Linked DNA regions of Homo sapiens: all the other regions are linked to region 2. The links are chromatin loops, found by intact Hi-C in ENCODE. Cell type or tissue: B cell. All regions are shown on one strand.

Region 1 (8,000 bases), 230 kb after region 2:
GCACTGGGCTGGAGGACAAAGCCTCTGAATTCTATCTAGCCCAGGGTCAGCCACTGTGATACTATGCATCCTCATCAATTGCCCTGGACAAACCTGTTTCTCCTGGGCTGGATAGGATGGTGTCTAAGGACTGAGCCAGCTCTGCTGATATGAAGCTGCAAGCTGATGCCCTGCTGGATATTCCTGTCCCTTCTCTGCTCTACTGTATGTCTGGGAGAGATGGCACAACCTGTAGGTTCCATCAGCTCCAGGTTCTCAGCTTCTGCTCCTCCCTCCGTGCTTCTGAACATTCCACCTCTGGTCCTAGCCCCTGAGGCCCAGCTCTTCCAATAGTGCCACTTCCACCTCTGCTGCTGGGTACACAGGGGTGAATGCATACCTACCTCGCTCACTAATCATGTGACCTTGGGTAAGGCATTGCCCTTTTCTGGGCTTCAGTTTTATCATATCTAAAAGGGAATAATAAGGCCTACCTTAAAGGAGTGCTATGAGGATGTAGGAGATTCCATAGCTCAGATGTCAGGTTATATATCACCTCCTGCAGAAAGTCTCCCCTGTCCTCCCAAGGATGGCTCAGATAGCATTTGTTGCTGGCTCTTCAGTTCTGACCTTCCCATGTTCACACTATGTGGTCATTGGCTCTCTATGCATCCATCCCCCACCAAGCTGTGGGCTCCTCAAGGCCAGGAGTCTCCAGGACCCAGTACAGGACCTTTACAGATGAAGTGCCTGGGAACGTTTTTTGACAGACACAGTGGGTGAGTAAAGCCTGAGAGAAAGGCAAGGGGTTGTGCAGAAGTCTGGGAGTCTGAGTAAGAAGTGGCCTGACTGACAGGGCAAGTTCTGGTGGTATGAATATTGACAGCTGCTTGGAGCCCTTCCCCCATTTCCCTGCTTGGTAAATTCATCCTTCAAGATCCCAGGAGAGCATCTCCTTCCCTGAGAAACCTGATCACTCTCCCCTCTACCACATTACACACTCCACTGTAGGTGTTCTTTACACACCTGTCTCCCTTCTCAGATGTGAGTTCCCTGAAGGCAAGACCCTGTTGGATCTCACAGCACCAAGCACTAGATCTGGCATGAGTTAGTCAAGGTTTTGGAGCAGAAGAATGGATGGAGGAAATAATTTCTGAATCGAACTTGGAATTGAACTGCCTGAACTTTAATGCCCTTTCCAGCCTTAGGGATGATAATGAATTACCAAAGTGAGAAAAATGGAGGCGCAAGCTGTTGTCATCCTTCCAGAGGCACCCTCCAAGTGTGTGTGGGTGAAATGTGAGCTGGAGAGAGGATTGACAAAGAGCAGTGAAAACATATTCCTGGACCCCATTCTTTTTTTTTTTTTTTTTTTTTTTGAGATGGAATTTCCCTCTTGTCATCCAGGCTGAAGTGCAATAGCTCAATCTCGGCTCACTGCAACCTCCACCTCCCAGGTTCAAGCGATTCTCCTGCCTCAGCCTCCCGAGTAGCTGGGATTACAGACACACACCACCACGCCCAGCTATTTTTTGTATTTTTAGTAGAGATGGGGTTTCACCATGTTGGCCAGGCTGGTCTCGAACTCCTGACCTCAGGTGATCCACCTGCCTCGGCCTCCCAAAGTGCTGGGATTACAGGCATGAGCCACTGTGCCTGGCCTGAACCCCATTTTTATCTCTGGATTTTTCTCTCTGTTGAAGAATTGCTGCAGAAACCATATTCTAAGTATAAAAGGCCTTTAGATACCTAAGATGATCCCCAGAACCTTGATGTGAATCCATTTACTCATACTTTACATTCTCACTTTACACTTTGAGCATGAAGCCCATGGTGATCTGGTTGTAAAAGGTTTAAAGGTTAATTGGCAGCCAATGTTGGGGGTGAGAAGTTGCTGCTGCAGGCAGGCAGGTATTCACCAAGGCAGCAGAGAGAGGAGGCATCTGCCAGGCTGGTAGAAAGGAAATAGAAAAAGAAAACAGGCCGAGAGCGGAGGCTCAGGCCTGTAATCCCAGCACTATGGGAGGCCAAGGCGGGCGGATTGCTTGGTTGCAGTGAGCCAAGATCGTGCACTACACTACAGCCTGGGTGACAGGGCGAGACTCCATCTTAAAAAATCATAATAAATAAAATAAAAATACAAAAATTATCCAGGTGTGGTTGTGCATGCTGTCGTCCCAGCTACTCGGGGCGCTGAGGCAGGGGAATTGCTTGAACCTAGGAGGTGGAAGTTGCAGTAAGCTGAGGTCACACCCCTACACTCCAGGCTGGGTGACAGAGCGAGACTCCGTCAAAGAAAAGAAAAGAAAATAGAAGAGAAAAGAGAAGAAAGAAAATGGGCAAAAGCAACTAAAGGTACCACAGATCAAAACCTTTAAGATCAGCATTGGGTACACCATTGCATATCTGCTCTGGGCAAATCCCTTTCTGGGCCTCAGTCTCCCCATCCGTAAAATGAACAGGTTTTACCAAGGGCTCTGAGGGCTTATGATTCTCCAGGAGTTTCCTTATGTGAGGCCTTTCTGTCCCCAACCATACAGATCAGATGAGGTGTCATCAAAGTCAAGACTCCAATTTCTAGGGTTTGTGGGTTATCAGGCTTTCCTGCCACAAACTTTCCTGCCACGAACCTCCTGCTAGGCTCCTCAGGGGGAGTTCACTACTGTGGCTGTCTGGGCCGAGCCCCCAAGAAGAAACAAAACTCTCCAGGGTCTGGTGCAGAGGCTGTGGCCCAAGGTCTGCTTGCTGCCTAAGGAAGATATGAAAAGGAAGCCTGGCTCTGGGTGAAACGGAAGTGTCTGAGGTCTGACAGTTGCTCTCAGCATGGTCTCTGCAGCCAGGAGGGAAGTAAAACTGTCTGGGCATCTGGTAGTTTCTACCCTGAGAGTCCACAGGACAGTGACAAGTGGGGCCTGGTGCAGGCCTGTTCTCTGGTCCAGAGCCCTAGCTTAGGCCAGAGACAGTCTTTGGAGAGATGCTGGCCCAAAGATTTGGAGGGAGGGCAAAGGAGAATACTCTGAAGCTGGTTCATGACCTTAGGCAAATCTCTGTGCCTCTTTGGGTCCAGTTTCTCCATTTGCAAAAATGGAGTTTGGGCTAAATTTGCCTGTGCAATAAGGGTTTCTGGAATGGTGGGCACTGGGGATACAGAGACAATTTGGTTACAAGGAACCTGGATTGTTACCCTGCTGGCAAGGGACTCACAGCCTGGTAGGACATAGTTACAGAATCATTGGTTAATTGTGATTATCAATGCATGTATAGGTGCCGAAAAGCTGTGGACATAGAGCATTAATTCAGCATTCATCCAGAGATCCAGGGAAGGTTAAGCAACTTGCCCAAGGTCATATAGATATTAAGTGGTCCACCTGGGGCCAGAGTCTTGAAAGGAAGGGGAATTCAGAAGAGGACATGGCTAAATAGAAGTCTGGAAGACCAGTCTGCTTGTGCTTGCTGCTGTCATCAAGATCTGAACAAAGTTATGGAGACCCAGAGGAGGGGAGATTAATTCTGACTTAGGAGAAGGAGGAAGACTTCACAGAAGCAGAGGTTTTGAGCTGGGGTTTAAAGGGCAAATATGAGTTTATCAAGTACAGAAAGGGAGAAGGGTGTTAAAAGCTGAGGGAACAGCATATTCAGATGTGTGATGTTGCTAAAAAGAGCCTGATGAGTTGCTGGAAAAGTTGTCTGTGTGTGTTTGTGCGTGTGTATGTATGTGCGGTATGTTAGGAACAAAGAGTACCTAAAATGGGAGGACTGAGAGATGAGGTTTCATAGTCTGGCTGGAATCACACAGTGAAGGGCCTTGAATGTGTTTGGAGGGCAGTGGGCAGCCATAAAAGGGTCTTAAGCCACGGATGCATGGTCAAAATAGCCTATTAGCAGTCTTGCTCGGGCTGCTAGGAGGGCAGAGGACCAAAGTACAGGGCTGGGGCCAGGCAGAAACAACTGTAAAGAGGCAGTGGCAGAGGATTGAGGGTGTCAGGTGTCAGGCCTAGCCCCTGTCAAGAAATAGAAACTTTTCAAGAGACTACATAGGTGTGGAGGAAACAAGAATTGAAACCTGAGCCCAGCTGTGGCTGTGGTCTGGGCAGGTGCCGTAAGCAAGGGAAGTGAAAGGGTTGGGGTGACTTCCAGTTGAAGGAGGGGGATGGCTTGTGGGGGATGCTAGGGGCCTGTCCTCAGGCTGGAGACCTGTTCCAGGACGGGGCAGGGTAAGGGGCTATGCCTGACCAAGCCCCTGCCTCTTGTTCCTGCCCTCAGAGATCCCACTTCCTTCTGCTAGGCCTTAACTCTTTCTCCTGAGATATTCCTTCCCTACTCCCCACCCCTCCCAGTGTTCCATCCCACCCTTTCTAGCATCCCATGGTTCCTATCCAGGTCCTGTAGGCCCTCCAGCGAGGCTGCCCCGAGCAGCTCAAGTTCCTTGGCTTCTCCTACACCAACCTGCACTGCTCATGCTGCCTGAGCAGTGGTCTGACCATGTTTTGCCTTGAGGCCTGTTTTATTCTGTAGTGTTGGTTCACCAAACTAGTCACTGTTACTTCACTGTCACCTCACTGCAGCTGCAGGTGCCCCTGTCTCATTGGGCTCTGCCCACAAGAGCTCTTGATAAGTCAGAATCAGACCCTCATGTGCCCAGAGAAGCTAGCATTGAGTATGCCTGGCCCAAAGCATGAACTTGGGGAGGGGCTGTTCATGGGCTGCGCTGATGAGTTCTTTGTTCTGGGGCAAATCTTGACATGATTGTGTCTGTTTTTTTCATTTGTTCGTTTGTTTGTTTTTTTGAGACAGAGTCTTGCCTCATTGCCCAAGCTGGAGTGCAGGGGCACCATCACAGCTCACTGCAGCCTGGAGCTCCTGGGCTAAAATGATCCTCTCACCTTAGCCTTGTGAGTAGCTGGGGCCACAGGCATGTGCTGCCACGCTTGGCTAATTTTTTATTTTTTGTAGGGGTTATGAACCACGAGGGGTGAATTCCTTCCTGCTGGTCCCCAAATACCTGACCCTCCACCTGGATCTGCCCATTCAGATCAATCATCTCCAGGTGCAGGGTCAGGTATTTGGGGACCAGCAGGAAGCAATTCACCCCTAATGGTTCAGATGAAGAGACTTTAATGAGGGGACTACTGTACTGAGGTGTTGGCAGGGTAAGAGAACAAAAAAAAGGACGTTGAGGCACCCACCCAGAGGCTGGCAACAGTGGAAAAGTCTTACGGCCCAGCACTCAAAGGGGTCAGGAATCATGTCCAGACCGAAGTGGAAGCCAGTTGGCAAGAAGGCCTCATGAGGGAGCCCACAGAGGTCTGCCTCCCAGGGCACAGTGCAGGGTGTGGGTGTGGGTGCAAATGGAGACTAACGGTCTCCAGATATGGCTGAAAGATTCTCACCCAGATGGAATATCTGGAAGATGCCTCTGGCCTTGATGCAGTCACTTCTCTGTGATCGGTGCTGGTTTGGAGGTTTTTCCAGCTGTCCCAGAGAGAACAGGTGAAGCTTTACTTTCAGAGTAATTCCGGTACCATCTAGAAAGCATGTTCTGGTCTTGATAGTGACAGACTAGAGAGTGACAGAGGCATGTGGGCCTCAAGGGTACAGAATTATCCCAATATACAGAGTGACAGAGGCACGTGGGCCTCAAGGGTACCGAATTATCCCAACATATATAGTGACACAGGCCCAGAGAGAGTCAGAGCTGTGCCAAGGGTAAACAGGCCCAGGGCAGAACATAGTAGAACACGGTGGAGGGGAGATGCTGTGAGCTCATGTTGGAGAGGTACACAGCATCCAGATTATGGAGTTAAGGCCACACAGCTAGAGAGCAGCAGGGCCAAAGGTCCAACTGGTCAGTCTGAATTGGAACTTGACTCAAGCTCTTAACCAAGACCCTAAGCTGACCCTGTAGAGAAAAGAGAGAAGGGTGTTAAAAGCAGAGGGAATAGCATGTTCAGATGCATGAAGTTGCTAAAGAGCCTGATGAGTTGCTGGAAAAGTTGTGTGTGTGTTTGTGTGTGTGTACATATATGCTGTGTCTTTGGAACAAAGGGTACCTAAAATGGTAGGACTGAGAGATGAGGTTATGTAGGCTGGCTGGAGTCACACAGTGAAGGACCTTGAATGTCAGGTTAAAAAGCTTGGGCTAAATTTGGAGGGCAGTGGGCAGCCATAAAAGGGTCTTGAGCAGTGGGTGCATGGTCAAAATAGCCTATTAGCAGGCTTGCTTGGAAGCTGATGTGCCTGTTTGTTTGTTTGAGATGTGCAGCTTCTAAGTGCACATCTACTTGGAAGCTGAGTGCCCAGTGTGCAGACAGGAAAGGTACTGGAGTTAGTGTGACCAAGCCCAGGGTATCTTGTCTTTCAGACACACCCCATCTTCTCCTTATGGACCACTCACTCACAAACCTCCCCCGGTCACAGGCTCAGCACAGCAGGTGAGGTTATAGGCTGAATATGAGCAAAGGACAGGCCTGTGCAGGCCCTTGGGCACATCCTCCCTTAGGTTGCTGACTGGGCCTTGTATTCCATGACCTGGCTGCCCACACTTAATGTTCCACTACTGTTAAACCTCTGGGTCTACAGACCTTGAAATCCATCCATCTAGTGTGCCTGTTGGGTGCCACAAACAAGATCTCCTCCCAGAAGTCTACGGGGATGGGGACATTGATAGGATGAGTGAGATAGCCAATATTTGTGGAGTGTGATAAAACCATAAAGGACTACTGCTTTTTAAAATTGGGAGCAGAGCCAGGTGCGGTGGCTCACACCTGTAATCCCAGCACTTTGGGAGGTCAAGCTGGGCGAATTGCTTGAGCCCAGGCATTCGAGACCAGCCTGGGCAATGTGGCAAAACCTTGTCTCTACAAAAAACAACTACAACAAAATTAGCTAGGCATGGTGGCATATACCTGAAGTCCCAGTTACTCAGCAGGCTGCGGTGGGAGGACTGATTGAGCCCAGGGGGTCAAGGCTGCAAGCAAACTGTGATTGCACAACTGCACTCCAGCCTGGGTGAGAGAGCAAGACCCCATCTCAATCAAACAAACAGGAAAGTAAGACAGAAGGAAGGAAGGAAGGAAGGAAGGAAGGAAGGGAGGGAGGGAGGGAGGGAAGGAAGGAAGGAAGGAGGAAATTGTGAGCAGACATTCAAGAGGGCCACCCAAGGCTACACCATCTACCTCATTTCACAGGATTCTCTATCCAAGAGAAATATGGATAGAGCCATGTTTCCAAACGTGGCTCAGGCCCATTCAGCTTGTGGTTTTCGCTCTCTCTGTCCCTCCGCAGGGAGTGCCTGCCTCCCATGCATCAAGGCCTACTTCCAATGCAGCCCTCGTGGGCCCCTCCTTTAGACAGAGGCAGTCTTCCCCCACTTAGAACAACCACAGCACTTTGATTTTGTGCTTTGGAATTACTCAGACTCAAACAATCATTAGGGAATTCTATATCTTGCCTCTCCGTCTAGATTGAGGGTACCTGTTAATTCAACTTTTCATTCTCCCCTCCTAGAATACTACAGGTACAGAAATCATTTGCTCAATTAAATGGTGGCAGCCCAGTTCCCATGAGGAAGGTCTGGGTGACTCTGGTAATTGTGATGGAGCGGTTAACCTCTAGACACTGGGGCAGGACCATCTGTGTTCAAATAGCCTACCTCTTACTAATTGTGTGATCTCAGGCAAGTGACTTAGCTCCATTCTTGCAATCAAGACCATTGAGTGTTGTGAGAATTAATGGGTTAACACAGTCAAAGCCCTCAGAGCTGTGCCTGGTACCCCCTAAGCATTCAAGAAATGTCAGCTATTATTATTACAGCTATTATTAGGAGCCAGCCGGGTATGCTTATAAACAATTTCCCACACCCAGCAAAGCTGGAGCAGACACATACACTGGCTTAACCCACAGCCACACTTGGAAATGGGGGAGGGTAGGGAGCTGTAACTCTATTTTAGAGATGAGCAGAGGCTCAGAGAAGTCAGAAGCATTCATTCATTTAACAGGCATTTATGGTGCGATTTCCACAT
Region 2 (8,000 bases):
CAGGCAGGCAGCTGCTGTCCCCTCAGCACCACTTCCAGGATGACAGGACTCATGGGGAGCAGGCAAGGTGCTGCTGGGCAGGCAGAGCCCGGGGAGGCCGGCTCCACACCCGCAAGCACAGGCCCAAGCAGAGGGGGCTGCCCTGCCTGGGAGCCGGCCTCACGGGGCAGCACAGGCAGGAAGGCAGGAAGAAGGCTCTGCAGGCTGGGAGGCTTCCCAGAGGAGGAAGGGCTTCCTTCCCCTTCCTTAAACTGCCAGGTGCCCCGAGGCATCAGCAGGGGAAGGAAGCGCGTGTGGCGGCCTGTGTCCGTGATGACAGGGTTGCAACCAACACCCAACACCCCAGCCCGGCCTCCACACTCCAGCCCAGCGCTCCAGGCTCAGGCTCCCCCCGCCTCCTCCTCACAGGTCTGCAAGCATGCCCGGCCTCTGCCTTCACTCCTGCTGGTTCTGGTCCAAGGAAGGCCTTTTCCTTTACCCTTCAAAGCTCAACACGAAGGCCTCTCTTTCCAGAAGCTTCTCTAGAAGCTTTCCCCAAAGTGGGTCTGGCTCCCACAGCTCCCCACCCCATCTAGGTCCTGGTCCTTCTGCATGGCCACTGTCCACACCTCTTCCAGGGAGGCTGACTCCTCCCTTGAGGCTGGAACATGTCTGGCCACAGCTCTTCCCCTGGCAGACCTATGGGGCTGGGGTGGTCACGGCAGCCAGTGCTCTGTCTTTGTCATCTCTCCAGCACCTACTGCGTGCGGGCACTGGAGAAATCGGTATGAACAAGACAGACAAGGTCCCTGTCTGCAGGGAGCTCCATCCCAGGGGAGACCCAACTGCAAACAGAGAGGTGCCCCTGCCATTTGGTGGTAAGTGCCAAGAAACGAAATAAAGCAGAGTGGGAGTGCAGTGTGTGATACTTCAGAGAAATATCCATGGTGGCGTCACGGCCCACCGGTCTGAGACTGAGGCCCCCAGGCCCAGACGGTGGCCTGCTCTGGAGAAGCCTCCGGCCAGTGGACGAGGCGGACACAGCAGGACAAAGGATTCACATCAGACAGCAGAAGGGACAGGTGGCAGAGCAAGGAAGTCCGCTGTGTACTTCCTGGAGGCCTGGCTTCAGGGGCACGAGGCTGAGGAAAGCCGTGCTCTTCAGGCCACACGCAGCCTCTTAAGCCCAGGGGCAGCCTGGGAACCCAGCCACTGGCTCAGGGCCGCCGCGGCTGAGGCCCCCGCTGTGACTCCAAGGCCGGTGAGGTGAGAAAAGCGCCTCCTGTGGTAGTCCCAAATCACTCAGAGTCCTCTCCCTGCAGGCAGCCCGGCCCTCCCACCTAGAATAGCAGCCCAGGAAACCGATCTGTCCACCCGCCCTCCCTCTTGGCAGATCTCAGAGGGGCCCAGGGTTTGAGTTACACTCAGGGGAGGGAGTGGGCAGCAGTTACATCATCTCAGGACTCTCCAGGTCACTGGCAGCCACTCTGGGTCCCAGGCCAGCTCAGGGGAAAGCCAGGGACAGGAGAAGGTAGGGCCACAGTATAGGGTGGAGGCCACACCTGGCAGTCAACACCCAACAGATGGCACCCCCAGGCTATTTGGGGAGGGTCCCCTGTCACTCCTTAAATTTGGTCACAAGTCTTCCTTCCAGTTTCTGCCCCAAAGTGTCCTGTGCCCTTGTCAGGGCCCAGCTCCCACCTCGAGCCTGTCTCCCCATGGCCCCTCCTCTGTCCTTTGAGGGATCTAACCCACAGACCTGACCACGAGCCCCAAGTCCTCAGGCTTCACTTCCCCACTAGGCCTGACTACGCAAGACAGAGCCTGATGCTGGGGGTGGGGGCAGGCTGTGGCAGGCATGGTGGCTCACGCCTGTAATCCCAGCACTTTGGGAGGCAGAGGCAGGTGGATCACGAGGTCAGGAGTTCAAGACCAGCCTGGCCAAGATGCTGAAACCCCGTCTCTAGTAAAAATACAAAAATTAGCCCAGTGTGGTGGTACAACTTGTAATCCCAGCTACTCGGGAGGCTGAGGCAGGGGAATCGCTTGAACCTGGGAGGTGGAGGTTGCAGTGAGCCGAGATTGTGCCACTGTACTCCAGCCTGGGCGACAGAGCAAGACTCCATCTCAAAAAAAAAAAAAAAAGACAAAGCCAGGGGGAACCGTGACCAACCCAACAGCCCAGCCCCCAGCTCTAGCAGCCCTCCATGTCCCCAAGGTAGGCCCAGAGGGCTGATGCGGGGGTGAAAAGAGGCCAAGCAACCACAGCAGAGAGCCCTAGAACCACCCCAACCCTGGGTGGCACCTGCTAGGTGACCTGAGCCCACAGGGAGCAGCTGTGCAGCTGCTCATCTGCAGACAGACGCAGAGCTGTGTGATCTAGAACCTTCCAGGAAGAAAGCGGGGTCCAAAGGCCCAGACTCAAAGCCAACGAGGGCCCACTCCAGCACACGCATAGACACTGCCACCTAGGGCCTTGCACCTTCTAATTACGCACCTTCTCATTACCCCAAACCAGCACTTACTCCAGTCTGGCTGCCCGGCCCCCACACTCAGCCCAGACTGAGCCCCCACTGGACTTGCCCGGTCAGGTAGAAAGGCCTGGTGCACACACATGTCCACACCTGCTGCTCAGCACCCCTCACACCCTGCCCCACAAGGCCTCCACTGTCTAAAACGGCCCTGGAACCGTGACCAAAAAAACAGTTAGATGGAAGCCCCCTCGGCTGGGAGGGGATATCTGAAGGTCCCATATCCGTCTCTGCCTCATCCTAAAGGCTGGGCAGTCAGTGAGGCCCCAGAGCCTCCGATGCCTGACAGAGGAGAGCCACACCCAGCCACACTGGATGGGGAGGAGGGGCCCCAGGGGGGTAGCAGAGAAGGAACTTGGCTTAGAGGCCACTCCTCCCATGTCTCCTAGCCTGGGGCCCAGTCTCCACTGCCACCAACTCCCTTTGGGACCTTCACATCACTGGGTCTCAGTTTTCTCATCTACAGAGATGGGGACGTTCATCTTGCTGGCATGGCTGTCGCGAAGTTTTTGGGGAATTTCTGTTTTGTTTTTTCTGAGACAGTGTCTCACTCTGCCATCCAGGATGGACTGCAGTAGCACGATCACAGCTCACTGCAACTTTGAACTTTTAAGTGATCCTCCTGCTTCAGCCTCCTGAGTAACTAGGACTGCAGGCATGCCCCACCATGCCTGGCTAAATTTTTAAATTTATTTTCTGTAGAGACGGGGTCTCATTATGTTGCCCTGGCTGGTCTCCAACTCTTGGGCTCAAGCGATCCTCTCGCCTTGGCCTCCCAAAGTACTGGGATTCCAGGTGTGAGCCGCTGTGCCCAGCCAGTCATGGGGTTTAAAGGAGGTAATGAAGCTAAAGTAGGTCATGGGATTTCCTTCTCCACAGCCCTTCTCCTCTGCCCTGCTGGCAGAGGGCTGTGATTAAGTATTTGTTTGCTTACTTGTTTATTCCTTGCTCCCCCACCAGACAGTGGTGAGGGCAGGGACGTCTGTTTTATTTGCCACAAAACTCCACACCCAGCCCCATGTCTGAAGCGGGAGGCCTCCAAGCAGGCTCACGAGGCGGGGAGGGTTTCCTCAGACTCAGCTCTCCAAAAAAATGCCCGAACAATGAGAACCAGAAATTCCCTGGAGAAAAGCCAACTAGCAAAGGCCACGGCCAGACCCCCAAGCTGAGGGCCCCAGACCACGATTGAGGCCACAGATGGTGGAGCCCCAGGGAGGTGCAGCCTGGAGGCCTCAGAGAAAGAGGAAGCTGTGCCACCAGCCCAGGCCACAGGCAGCTTCCCCTTTCCCAGAACTGAAGCTCGCTGGGGTCACCCGGGCCCTGCCACGCCACTCCCCCTCCCCTAGGCAGGGCCCTCCCCTTCCCTACAGTCCCTAAGCTCTCCCAAGGCCTGCGCCCATTGCTCTTGCCCCCTTGCCCTGTCTCTGGCCTCCAGGTCAGTCCCGCCCTGCAGCCTAGGTGCCCTGACACCCAGTTCTGGCCCTGGCCCTGGGCCAGCTCCCACCACCCTCAGGATGGCGTCGTGACGCGCCCCCACCAACCTCCCCCACCCACACGCCTGCCACGCTGAGTGCTTTCCACCCTCACACACGCTGCACCTGCTTTCTGCTCTCCCCTCATCGCTTGGCCAGCACCCACTCTTCCTTAGAGCTCAGCTCGAAGTCACTTCCTCCTGGAAGTACCCTCTCCCCCACCTCCCCCTCAGCATTCATGGTGCCATGCAGATCCTATTACCCAGCCCTTTCCCCACCACGAGCTGCCTGCTCCATGCCCAGTGCCGACCTGGGCGGGTATGGGCTGATTTGGGGGAGAAGGCAGAAAAGGCACTCTTGGTAGAGAGCCCAGCTATGCCGAGCTAGAAGAGCCAGTGAGCAGGCTGAGGGGGAAGGAGCCCAGAGGCTGGGGTGGGTCAGAACCCAGATCTGAACCCCTGGGCTAACCTGGGGATACAAAGTATGGGGTGCAGTCCTGCTCTGCTCTGTCTTGCACTGGCTCTGTGGCCTGCCTGCAGAGGGCTGTGGTAAGGCTGAAAGAAGAGAATCACATTAAGTACTCAGCACAGGCCTGGCACAGAGTAAGCATTCCCCACACTTCACTGTGACTCAGTTTCCCTACGTGTGGAATGTGGAGGAGAAGGGCACAAACCTTTTATTTACGTTCAGTGCCTGGCACAGAGTCTGGTATACAGGCGGTGCTGGGTTCGCCCTGGTGGGAATCTGGAGGGTGGGAGGGCGGAGAAGACGGGAGGAGTCTGGAGGAGTCTGGGAAGGTTGGTGGGCAGTGCTCAGGTCACACCAAGGCTCAGCTGCCTGCCAAAAAGCCTGCACTTCCCCCTAGGGCCTATGGGAGCCAGGAAGGGTTAAGCAAGGGATGGAGAAGAATGAACAGTTCGGTCTCAGCAGGCTCCCCAGGCTGCCTGCTAAGAGAGGCCGCACTGGGGGAGATGGAGGTGGGGGCTGGTGCCCACCTGGAGGAGGGCAGGTAGGGAGGCAGCTACTCTGCTTCCCAGATAGTGGCTCCTGAGCCTGTGGACCTCCCTCTGGCCTCCAGAGGCTAGGGTTGCCTGGAAACACAGCTGGACACAGGCCTCCCTTGGCGGTGGCCACACCCAAGGCAGGAAGACAAAGGCCACCCATCAACAGAGAAATCCAGGTTAGCAAGGAGCCCAGCGGTTCCCTGGCAAGTGGGGCTGAAGTAGGGCAGCGACCACGCTGAGTGGCTTTCCCTCTTCCACACTCACAGGGAAAGGAATGGACCCCAGCCCTGTGCAGGCCGGGCCCTCATCCTGGGTTGCTGCCTTTCCTTGCAGGAGAAGTGAGCATTCCTGTTTCACAGCTGGGCAAACTGAGGTCAGGGGAGGTCACTGGCGGGGGTCACACAGCCAGTAAGAGATGAAGCAGGAATGGAGCCCAGGACTGTCTCTTTTCTGCCTCCTTTTGCCCTGCAACTTAGCCCAGGACCTGGCACATAGTAAATGTCCTTGCAGTGTTTGCCAACCTGATGGTGGAGGCTAGCAAGCTAGTAGCACCCAGTAGGTGGCTCAACTGAGGGTCTGTTACTAAGGACCCAGGAGGGCCCCAGGAGAAGGTGCTGTCTGCACCGCCATCCCATGGGGCCTCTAGGAGTTGCCTGCATCTATACTCATTTGCATATTGTTCTAGTCTGTGCCAGCTCTGGCAGGAAAGGGAGCTGTGAACTGAAAGAGGCAGGAAGACCGGGGAAGTCTGGGAATTCCCAGAGCGGGGAAAAAGAGGTCCCAGGGTGGAACCCCAGCTTACTAGGGCTGCTGCTGGAAGCTCAGAGATGTGCAGAGGCTGGCTCAGGGCCACTCAGTGAGACAGGTGCTCCACTCCTGCCCCCTCCCACAGCCCTGGGCAGCCATGAGCTCCCAGGTCACCACGATGGGGTATAAACCAGTCCCTCAAGGGCTGGGGAGCACCTCGAGGCCAGGCAGCAGCTGCTCCCCAGCCCACTCTCAGCAACACCCCCAGAAGTTGGGCATGGTTCTGCACCTCAGACCTCCTGGCTGCCACCAGGCCTGGGTTTCAGTGGCTCAGGTGGATGGGGTGGGGCTGAGGCTAAGGGGGCTAAATTGGCCCCTTGAGGCCAAGAAAAGGGCTGAGGTGGCCACACCTGGCCCACCCAGCTCCTCCCAGTCTGGGTATGGTACAGGTGCAATCCTTGCCCCACTTCCTGGGCCGAGTCTGGGGCTAGAGGAGGGATGTCTGAGACCAGACAGTTATCTCGGGCAGAGAGGAGGCTCCCTAACCCTCCTCACTGAGCACTACTGCCTGTCCCCTTCCCACTCTAAGCTGGGTCTCACTGAACCCCTCAAAGACAGTGTTCCATGCTTCACACAGAAAAAACTGAGGCTCAGAGAGGTCAAGTGGTAGCCTGTAACAACTTCACCTTGAAGGAGATGAAGTTTACCTACCCTGGAGTAGGGGCAACTGGCAGGCGACCCCTGCCTGAGCCACCCAGGCCTGGTATCTCCACTGCTTCTGGCCACCGTCAACCTCTCAGCACCACAGACAGCCCTGTGTTGCCAACCCTGGCCCTGAGACAGGACAGCAACGGGTCTGGGGGTGCTGAAGGACACCTCACTGCAGCCCCGGCTCATGCTCTGCTACCTCCTCCAAGAAGCCACCTTTGCCACCTGCCCCGGCCATAAAACTGATCCCAAGTCCCTAATGTGCTCAGCATGGGCCCTGCCCCCAATCACCCTGACCTGGAAGACCTGGGCAGAGGCTTTGGGAGGGACTTGGGGGAGACCACAGCCCTGGTCTGCCCCATTCTCCAACTCTCCCCAGACTTGCGGTGCTGGGGAAAGAGGCGCCCCCAGGGCCATCCCAGGTCAGGTCCTACCCAGTGGAGCTACGCTGAGGACTGGGGTCAGTGCAAGTGCAGTGGTGGAGCAGGGAGGAGACAAGGTTGGGCCCTGGAGCAACCCACCAGGGTTCAGACTCTGGCTCTGTCACTTCGCAGATCGATGGCCTTGGGCAGGTTACTTACCCTCCCTGAGTTTCGGGGTCTTCCTCTGCAAACAGGGGTGCTAGTCCCTGCCTCATGGGATACTGAGGGCTCTCAACACAGCTCCACGAGGGCCAGAGGAACCCAAGCTCAGGACCAAGCAACAGCCAGCCGAGGTCACCCAGAGGCTTGGGTGTGGCAAGAGTGCTTTGGGGAACTCCACGTAAACCCTGGCAGCACAAGTAGAGGGGCCTCGGCCTCTCTGGGAGGGCCCTGGGTGCCCATGTCCCAGCCCCTGTACAGGCCTACGTCCACCTGCTCCCACACCAGCCAGGGCCATGGTCAGGAATGTAAGGGGTAGTTCAGCAGTCAGGAACCCAGCCCCAACTTCCCAAGCCTGTTTCCCAATTACACCAGTGCAGCTGACCTCATGGTGTGGTGGAGGACTCAGCGTTCACAGGCAACAGGGGCTCTTCTTACAATCAGGCCTTGGGCCAGGCATCCCCTCCTGTAGGAAGCCTCCCCAGCCTCCCTGTCAAGAGGGCCCCCTCTCCTCTCCAGACTCCCCCACCCCTCACCCCTGCCATCAGTTTTCAGTCTCCCTTGATTCCTCGAGAAGGGGTGAGGCTCCTTGAGGGAGGGAGGGAAAGGGTCTGTGCAGGAGGCCAGGCATGCAGCAGGCTGGTGGTGTGGGTGGCCAAGGTCCTCCCCTCTCACTGCTCCTCCTCACAGTGCATGCACTGGGCTAAGCGCAGGTCCCCCCTCTGGAAGCCCCCACTCCTCTCTCTACCTGCACACTCAGACCCTGACTCTAACTGGCTGTAGAGGTCCCGCTGTCCCCCTCTGTCTGTGACAACTAGCCAGGGCACTTGCTCACAGCCACATGGGCAGCTTATTTATAGAGCTCTCATCTTTCCCAGAGTGGCCTAGGAAAGAACTCTGGTCTTCAAGGCCAGCAGACCTGGGTTTGGATCCCAGTGACACTGGGGCCTGGCAAGTGCCTCCTCTCTCTAGGCCTTG
Region 3 (8,000 bases), 650 kb after region 2:
TAGTGTGGTGCTGGGTAGACGGTAAGCACTGCATAAACACGACCTTTTGTTGCTGCAAGCAGGGGTGGCCGGATCAGGTGAGCAAGTTCCAGGGCTCCCTGTGGGCCTGCTGGAGAATCGAGAGGGAGACTGAGTCAGGGAGTCTTCCCTAGCTGTTGTCTGATTATAGTCAGGAGACTGAGGTCACACATCAAATTGGAGGCCAAAGCCTGTGGGGCTGGTCCCCCTGTCTCCCTCTTTCCCTTCTGACCCTAGTCCCGGCCCCACCCATGTGGTCACCCTCTCCAGCCAACACAGGCAGCTTCCCCTTTCACGTGCCAGCAGTAAGGGACCCCCTTATTTTCTGTCTTCTGCATTCCAGGGGCCATCTAGAGAGTAGGCAGGTCTGGGTCCCTGTTCCCCTGCACCCCTAGTTCTGGGGTACAGAGGAGCCCACCAAGTCCCTCCTCCTTGGTGGGCAGGAGCTTTAGGTTTCCAGTGAGCTCACAGAGGAGTCAGTTGGCGGCCTCCCCTTCCCTCTTGGGGCAGGGTGGGTGCTGGCCCTCGGCCCCCAGGGCACGTGGTGAGGGTCTGTATCTTGAGTGCTGGTGTCACTGGGTCTGTCCACTCCCGCTGCCTGTGATTCTGTGGTCAGCCCTGTGCACTCCCACCCTGCTGCGGTCAGCCCTGTCTCTTCCTGTTTCTGCCTCATTTATGGTGTTCGGAGTCCCCCTCCTGCTCCCGCTGGGGGCAGTGGTCACAGGAGGATCTTCCTGGAGTCATCCTGTGGCTCCTCAGGCTGCCCCTTGCCCTCTGTGGGAGGAGTTGCCACAGGAAGTCCCCAGCCCCTGTAGAGTGTGTCTGTGCCTGAGGGCCAGGGAGCCAGGCCAGAGCCCTGTCTTGCTGGTGGTGGGAGCGCCCCAGGTCTCTGTAGGTGTGGGGCTGGTTGAGTCACCTTTCTAAGTGGGAAGGGCCTGAGCTAGGCCGAGGGTGAGGACTGGGAGAGTGGGGAGGGTCCTGGGGTGAGGCTGTGGAGGGTTGGGGTCAGGAGCTATGCCATGTATTAGATGAGCCCGGTGGGCTAGAGTATGTCCTGGTTGCAGGGGGCAGAGGCAGGAGGCAGCGGTGAGGGCCCAGAAGTCCAGGCAAGCTGAGGGGCCTGGGTTGAATGGGGGCAGTGTGGATGCAGGGCAGGGGTGTGCCCAAAACATGGTAAACAGGAAGGAGTTGGGGGAAGCGGCAGGGGTCCCCAGACCCATTAGGGGTCGGGGGTATGTGGTGGGGCCAGAGGGGCATAGTATGTGATAGGCTTTTTGACAAAGCCTAAAACCAAACCATTTAACTTTCAGCTTCATTTATTTGCAAGTGAGGTATGTTAGACATTCCTGAGTCATCCCACACCTCCTTCCCTACCTGACCCTCTTTTGGGTTGGGGCTTGGACATGAGGGGCCCCTGGGTGAGGCTTAAGGTGTGGTAGGTGAGAGTCAGGGCCAGGGTGGGGTCTGATGGTGTCTTGAGGACAAACCTCGGGGACCCTGGCGTCTCGAGTTTATTAATGAGCCTCAGTCCATTTCCCATGTGAAAGTCTGAGGGCTGCGCTCTGTGCTGCTGGCCACCAGTGCCTGGGAGGGAGACCTTATTTGATTAGCTTTGTCTTAGACCCTTGGGAGGGTAAGTCGGGGGCAGGGAGGGGGCTTTGAGTGTCAGTCTCTTATTTTCCATCCAGATGGCCTAGGAAATTAGCAGTTTCTCTTATAATAGTTCTGTTAGTAATCTATGCATGTTATACTTAAATGATAAAGCTACCTTATAATGATGGTTTTGGGGAGCAAACTGGAACAAACTCAATTGTAATGACTTAAAACATGTTTATCATTTTTTTCTAATTATAAAAGTGATAATTGTGAAAACTTGAAACAGTGCAGACATGAAGGTTGTAGAAAGTGAAAGTCTTTCAAGATTGGGGTTGGAGTTAGCGTGAGGCCTGAAAGTGGGGTCAGCAATGCCTACTGTCCCTTGGTCTTTCATGTCCCTTAGTCATTAATAAAACTGTGGTTTAGCATTTTATTAGGGTGATGCTGGTAGGGTTGCTGCAGGAAGGTTGTTAAAAGGTCCTGCCTCCCACCAGGTCCACTGTGTGTGGGTGTGCGTGTTGTGCACTGCTCAAAGGTGCCTGGCAGGTGTAGGGAAGTGAGGGCCAGAAGAAGGAGGACTGAAACCCAGCCTGTCCTCTTCTTGCTCAGCTGCTTCCCTTGGTGTGGGGCTCCTGGAAGAAGAGGAATCTTTTTCTTATTTGCCTAAAGGCCCCACCTGGGTTGGAGACAGCTCTTCTCCCCCTGCTCCCCACAGTCCCCAAGGGGAGCTGGTGAGTTCATTGTATGATGGGAGTGTGCCATGCCAGGGCATTCCAGGGGAGGTCCAGAATGCCGTGAAGTCAGGTCTGGTCTGGAGCTCTGCAGGGGGACATGGCTGGAGGTAGGCTGTGGTAGTCATTGGTGTCTGGGGTAACCGAGAACCTCAGGATGTGGAGGGAGTCTAGCCCAGAGCCTGGCTACAAGCCTAGCACCCAGGGTCAGGACTAGCCAAGACCTTAGGGCTAGGGACAGGAAGTGACTGCCTGACGGCAGAGGAGTGAGCAGAAGAGCACGCTGGCCTCCAGTACACATGCGGTGGCGTGTCATGGTCATCTGGGTGCCAGGCTCTAGGAGGCAGGGAGTGACAGCTCTACTTTGTGGAGGGGAAACTGAGGCTCAGAATGTGATGTGACTTGCCCCAGGCTTCAGACAAGAAATGGTGGAGCCAGGACTGGAACCAGACTTGCCTTGCATACTGGGTGGGGAGGGGGCCCAGGCCTGGAGCCGAGGGACATTGCTGATAGACCCCCAACTCCCCACCAGCAAGCTGAGGCAGCTCTTCATTCCCCCGGCTCTGGGGTCCCACTCAGTCCTCACTGCCCTGAGGGGCTGCTCCCCATCAGCCACCAGCACTCCGGAGACCCCAGAAGACAGGCCACACCACACATGGGCCAGGACAGGAATCTCCTGGTGCCAGGGAGAGTTATAGGGCAGAGATGCGGCCTGGGGTAGGACAGGAGACCCCAGTGTGCCTTCCTGAGACTGTTATGTGGTGGCCACCAGTCCCCGAGAGATGGAAAATAGGCTGCTTGGCCCAGAGATCGGTCAGCTGCCCACTCGAAGGCTGTACCTGCTGCCTTTCCTGGCAGGGCTGGAGGGAGGTGGCTTCTGCAGAGGCGTGGGGGCCACTTCTGCACCCTCTGGGCTGGGAACCCAGCCCCCACTAGTTCCTCATATCTGCGGAAGTGCCTCTAACACTCTTGCCTGAGTGAGCGGAGCCTGGAGAAGGCCCAGGAGGGCAGCAGACCGAAGAGGCCCTATGCAGAGGTATCACCTGGTGACTGGGCCGGGGAGGGGGCCAAGGGTGGGGTATTGGGCTGTGGGGTTGTTGCACACAGTTGAATTGCTGGTAGGAGCTGTGTGTGGTGGGAAAGGGCAGATCTGAGGTGTGGCCATTGGGTGGGGTGGTAGGTGTGTGTGGCCCTGGGAGATGTGTGGCCCTTGAGGTAGTGTGAGGTGTGCATTTGTGGTACCAGTGGGGTGTGGTTTGTAGACCCAGGCCTGGCCAGAGCTGGCTGTGTATGTTCTTGGTTCCTGTTGGGGAGCTCCGAGGAGTTTCCTGAGGTCTGGATGCTGGGGTCGCTGCCCTGCCTGCCTGTGCTGGGACAGCTGGGCCCAGGGTAGGGGATGAGGCTGTATAAGGGAGGTGGTGGTGGACAAGCTGAGGCCTCAGTTAGGACCCCTAGCCTGCCTTCCTCCCCTCCTTGCTCCCCATAGGGCTAGGTCTTTCCTTGAACCCAGGGCAGAGGCCTGTGCGGAGGGGAGCTGAGGATGCAATCAGGGGAGGCGGCCTGGCCAAGAGGACTCCAGAGCTGGGTGTGGAAAGGGTTAGGACCTTTAAGGCTGCCCTGATCCAGGGCTGACTCATGCAAATCAGAATGCAAAACAGGCTCAGGGAGGCCTCAAGAGAGAGCCACACCCACACGGTCAGCAGACTATGCAGGTGACGGAGGGCCAGCCATTGAGCCTTTCTCTCTAAACATCTTCTGTTCCCACCCCACTGACATCTCCTGTCACCAAATTCACCAGGTCCTTTTCTGTCCCTGGGCTTTGCACACCCAGTCCCCTTTGCCTGGAATGGCCTCCACCTGGCCACCTCCTACTTATCCTTCAAGGCCCAAGTCAGGGGTTCCTTCTAGAAGCCTCCCTTACTTCACCAGACAGAAGCAGTCACGTCCTCTGAAGGCCCCGTGAGCTCCAGCAGGTGACCTGGTGAGTTTCTACCTCACACAGCTTCCATGACATTGACATAGAGAAGAATCACAGGCCTTAGGGTTGTTATAAGAACAAATGAGGGACTGGGTGCGGTGGCTCACGCCTGTACTCCCAGCACTTTGGGAGGCCAAGAGGGGAAGCTCGCATGAACTCAGGAGTTCGAGACCAGCCTGGGCAACGTGGCAAAACCCCATCTCTACAAAAAGTACAAATATTAGCCAGGCATGGTGCATGCCCCTGTAGTCCCAGCTACTCTGGAGAGGCTGAGGTAGGAGGATCACTTGAGCCCAGGAGGCTGAGGTTGCAGTGAGCTGAGATCACACCACTGCACTCCAGCCTGGGTGACAGAGTGACCCTGTTTCAAAAAAAAAAAAAAGAACAAATGAGATGAAGGAGAAAATCTAGCAGGGGCTGGGCACATGGTTGCCAAATGGTGTGCATTTAGGGAAAGAAGGAAGCTGGAGGGTGCCTGTCTTTGGCTAAGGCTCTGGGTCATCTTCTTGCTGGGCCGGTGAAACAGGTCACTAGTCAGTAGTGGGTAGAGATATTACCATGGAGTTGCTGGGCTGGGACAGAGAAGGGGTGATGAGATTTGAACTCTGACCTTGGGGTTGAAATGGTAGGTAGAGGACAGAAGGGCAAAAGTTTTGGTTCCAGCAAGAAGTACTCAAGCCAGACGTGAAGAAGGACTGGCTGACAAGGATTAGAGATTCCAGGCGACCCTTACCTCTGGACTGGGACTGAGTGCACCTGTGAGCCCAGCCAGGTCCTGGGCACCACTGTGGACAGCAGAGGAGATAAGAAGGGGTATGGACTCTCAGGATACTCCAGGATACATGGGGGATTGGGTGGAGGTGGACCCCCACAAAACAAGCAACCAAAGAGAGAGCAGAAGCAGTGCCGAGATATGGGGCTCAGCCTCAGAGGACTAGGAGCTTGAGGGGGCAGTCAGGGCAGACTTTTTGGAGGAGCTGGCCTGGAGCCACCTGAAGATGGGAGGATGTGGTTTACTCACTCATTGTCAGCAGACAACTTTGGGGGCTCCCTGTTTGCCAGGCCAGTGCCTACTGTGAGAAGTGACATGGAGGAAGTCATGGACAGGGCCAGCCCAGCCTGGCTGGGGGTTGGGGTATGTCACTGACAACTTGAGCAAGTCACTTCCTCCCTGTGGGTGTTTGTTTCTTCGTCTGTAAACGTCAGAGCTGGATGAAGTTGAATGACAGACCAAGGAGTGCTCGAAGGCACTGGGAACCATGGAAAGGCTTTGAGTGGGGGTGGGACTGTAGTTGGCACAGTGGAGAGACGCTGGAGGGACATGAGAGAGAAGGAGAGGCAGGATGGGGGTGTGGGGGTGCTGAAGTCTGATTGGGCCATTAGGGTGGAGAGGAGGGAAACCCCTCAGCTCTTGGCTGTGCTGTCGCAACAGGATGACACTCCCTTCTGCCAGGTCCCTGCCTTCCTGAGGATGAGGACTCAGTGATGTGTCATAGCAGCTGAGGGGCTTAAACCTCCAAACTAGGGCTTGGATTAGGGTAGAGCAAGTGAGGCACTTGCCTCTGTTGCAGAATTTGAGGGGGTACCAAAAAGCTCAGTAATTAGCTGGGTTTGGTCATGAGATCCTGTGGTCCCCGCTACTGGGGAGGGGGAGGTGGGAGGATCACTTGAGCCCAGGAGGTTGAGGCTGCAGTGAGCCATGATCATGCCACTGCACTCCAGCCTGGGCAACAAAGCGAGACCTTCCCTGTCTCAAAAAAAAAAAAAAAAAGGTAACTAAAATGTAAAAGCAATAACTATTTATTTTAAAAAGGTCAGTATTCAAGGTATATAATATTTAATGCCATTTAAAAAATAAAAATTAATGCCAAAAATCCATGATGAGCAAAATATAAAACATTAACATTTTAAATTAAGAGAGGAACAGTACTGATGATTCTGTCTTTGCCTCAGGCTGCAGTGTGGCTTAGCAGGGCACTGCTCTGAACTTCTTTTTTCAATTTGCTGCTTTCTCCGGGAAGCCTTCCCTTACCTCAGCCTGGTTGAGGGCCCCCTGGGCTGTTTTCACTGGTTGATGGTATCTGATCCCTTCCAGCCTGAGGTTCCTGGAGGGCCAGTCCAGGTCTGAGGTCTGGTTCATGCTTCCAGTGCCTTGAACATGGCTGTTCCAAAGAGGTGTCAGTGCCGAGTCACCGTGTCTTTGATGTTAGCCAGATGCCCTTAGTGCAGGAATAGGAACTTGAGAGAGGCCCAGTAGGGAGCCAGGCTTTTCTCAGGGAGATAAGTAGTTTCCTGTTTCCCAGACCTGGTCATTCCAGTGGGGTTGCTGGGACCGTCATCTATCAATCTGTGTTAAACGCTTAGTACAGTGCCTGGCCTGTATATAGCAGGTGCTCAGTTTTTGCTTTTGTTTTTGAGCTGGAGTCTCACTCTGTCGCCCAGGCTGGAGTGCAATGGCACGATCTCAGCTCACTGCAACCTCTGCGTTTCAGGTTCAAGCAATTCTCCTGCCTCAGCCTCCCGAGTAGCTGGGATTACAGGCACCCACCACCATGCCCAGCTAATTTTTTGTATTTTTAGTAGAGACAGTCGGGCTGGTCTCGAACTCCTGACCTCAAGTGATCTACCCGCCTTGGCCTCCCAAAGTGCTGGGGTTACAGTCATGAGCCACTGCGCCCGGCCCTCAGTTTGTGTTTTGAGAGGCCGTGAAGAGTGGTTAAAAGTGGATGGCCAAAGGCTGGTGGCTCACGCCTGTAATCCCAGCACTTTGGGAGGCAGAGGCAGGTAGATCACTTGAGCCCAGGAGCTCAAGACCAGCCTGGGCAACATGGCAAAACCCCATCTCTACAAAAAAATGGAAAAATTAGCCGGGCGTGGTGGTGCAAGCCTGTAGTCCCAGGTACTTGGGAGGCTGACGTGGGATAATTGCTTGGGCCCAAGAGGCAGAGGTTGCGGTGAGCAGAGATTGTGCCACTGCACTCCAGCCTGGGTGACAGAGCGAGACCCTGTCTAAAAAAAAAAGTTGAGAGCTACAGTCTCCAGTATGAATAGAGTGTAAGCCACAATGCAATTTAAACAGTCCAAGTGAAATTAATGTTAATAATATATTTCATCATGTAAACAATAGGGAAAATTATTGAGATATTTTGCATTCTTTTTTTTTTTTTTTGTGCTCAGTCTTCAAAATCCACTGTGTTCAAAATCTAGCACATCATATTCCAGGGACCACATTTCAAATGTCCAACAGCCACGTGTGGCTACTGCTGGCTGCTATTGGACAGCACAGGGCTAGACTATATTCATACTGCCTCCTTCTTAGGTGTGTGGCTTTGGAAAGTTGTTTAACCTCCCTTTATCTCAGTTTCTTCACCTTAAAACAGGGATAGCAATCATATGTATCTCCTGGGGCTGCTGTGAGGCTTTAATGAGTTAATATAAAGTACTTGGATACCTGGCATGCAGTAAGCACTGTTTATGTGGTCTCTTTTTCTTGTTTCAAATTGTCGTTTGAGTAGCACTGCCATTTTTGCCAATGCTTTCATCTGAAGTGCTAGCTACTTAAAGGTTGTTTTTTAAGTATTGACTTTTGGGCTGGGTGCAGTGGCTTATGCCTATAATCTTAAGCACTTTGGGAGGTCAAAGTGGGAGGATTGCTTGAGGCCAAGAGTTTGAGACCA

What was found. A loop is a pair of places that touch in the nucleus more often than their neighbours do. Peaks named below come from ENCODE experiments on the same cell type or tissue, not always from the same donor. Only the 100,000 strongest peaks of a DNase experiment are listed, where the experiment ranks them.
Region 1: it touches region 2 in a loop (6-fold over the local background); 3 of 110 quality-filtered maps call a loop at or near these places.
Region 3: it touches region 2 in a loop (5-fold over the local background); 3 of 110 quality-filtered maps call a loop at or near these places.

The regions. Positions count from the first base shown.
Region 1 is chr11:73,149,142-73,157,141 of GRCh38, reverse strand. IUR1 (imatinib upregulated ABL suppressing lncRNA 1) reads left to right here. Exons shown (of 4, transcript XR_950294.3): 4 at 1-1,362. Among named protein-coding and RNA genes, the nearest start is that of FCHSD2, 11 kb to the right of the region's middle. RefSeq lists enhancers at 316-405, 2,459-2,698, 3,169-3,218, 3,829-4,048, 4,289-4,398. In B cell, no CTCF peak of the experiment used is centred here; DNase peaks (open chromatin) are centred at 2,751, 4,051 and 4,541; H3K4me3 peaks cover 1,557 bases; H3K27ac peaks cover 7,372 bases.
Region 2 is chr11:73,381,072-73,389,071 of GRCh38, reverse strand. The region is part of intron 1 of RELT (RELT TNF receptor); the gene reads right to left. Among named protein-coding and RNA genes, the nearest start is that of RELT, 8.7 kb to the right of the region's middle. RefSeq lists enhancers at 108-217, 53-1,000, 922-1,081, 1,001-1,948, 1,949-2,898 and a silencer at 3,722-3,961. In B cell, no CTCF peak of the experiment used is centred here; DNase peaks (open chromatin) are centred at 2,861, 3,931, 4,061, 5,661 and 5 weaker places; H3K4me3 peaks cover 7,112 bases; H3K27ac peaks cover 8,000 bases.
Region 3 is chr11:72,734,334-72,742,333 of GRCh38, reverse strand. The region is part of intron 1 of ARAP1 (ArfGAP with RhoGAP domain, ankyrin repeat and PH domain 1); the gene reads left to right. Among named protein-coding and RNA genes, the nearest start is that of ARAP1, 14 kb to the left of the region's middle. RefSeq lists enhancers at 677-756, 827-876, 403-1,180, 5,195-5,294, 5,465-5,644. In B cell, no CTCF peak of the experiment used is centred here; DNase peaks (open chromatin) are centred at 2,113, 3,333, 4,013, 5,463 and 2 weaker places; H3K4me3 peaks cover 5,070 bases; H3K27ac peaks cover 8,000 bases.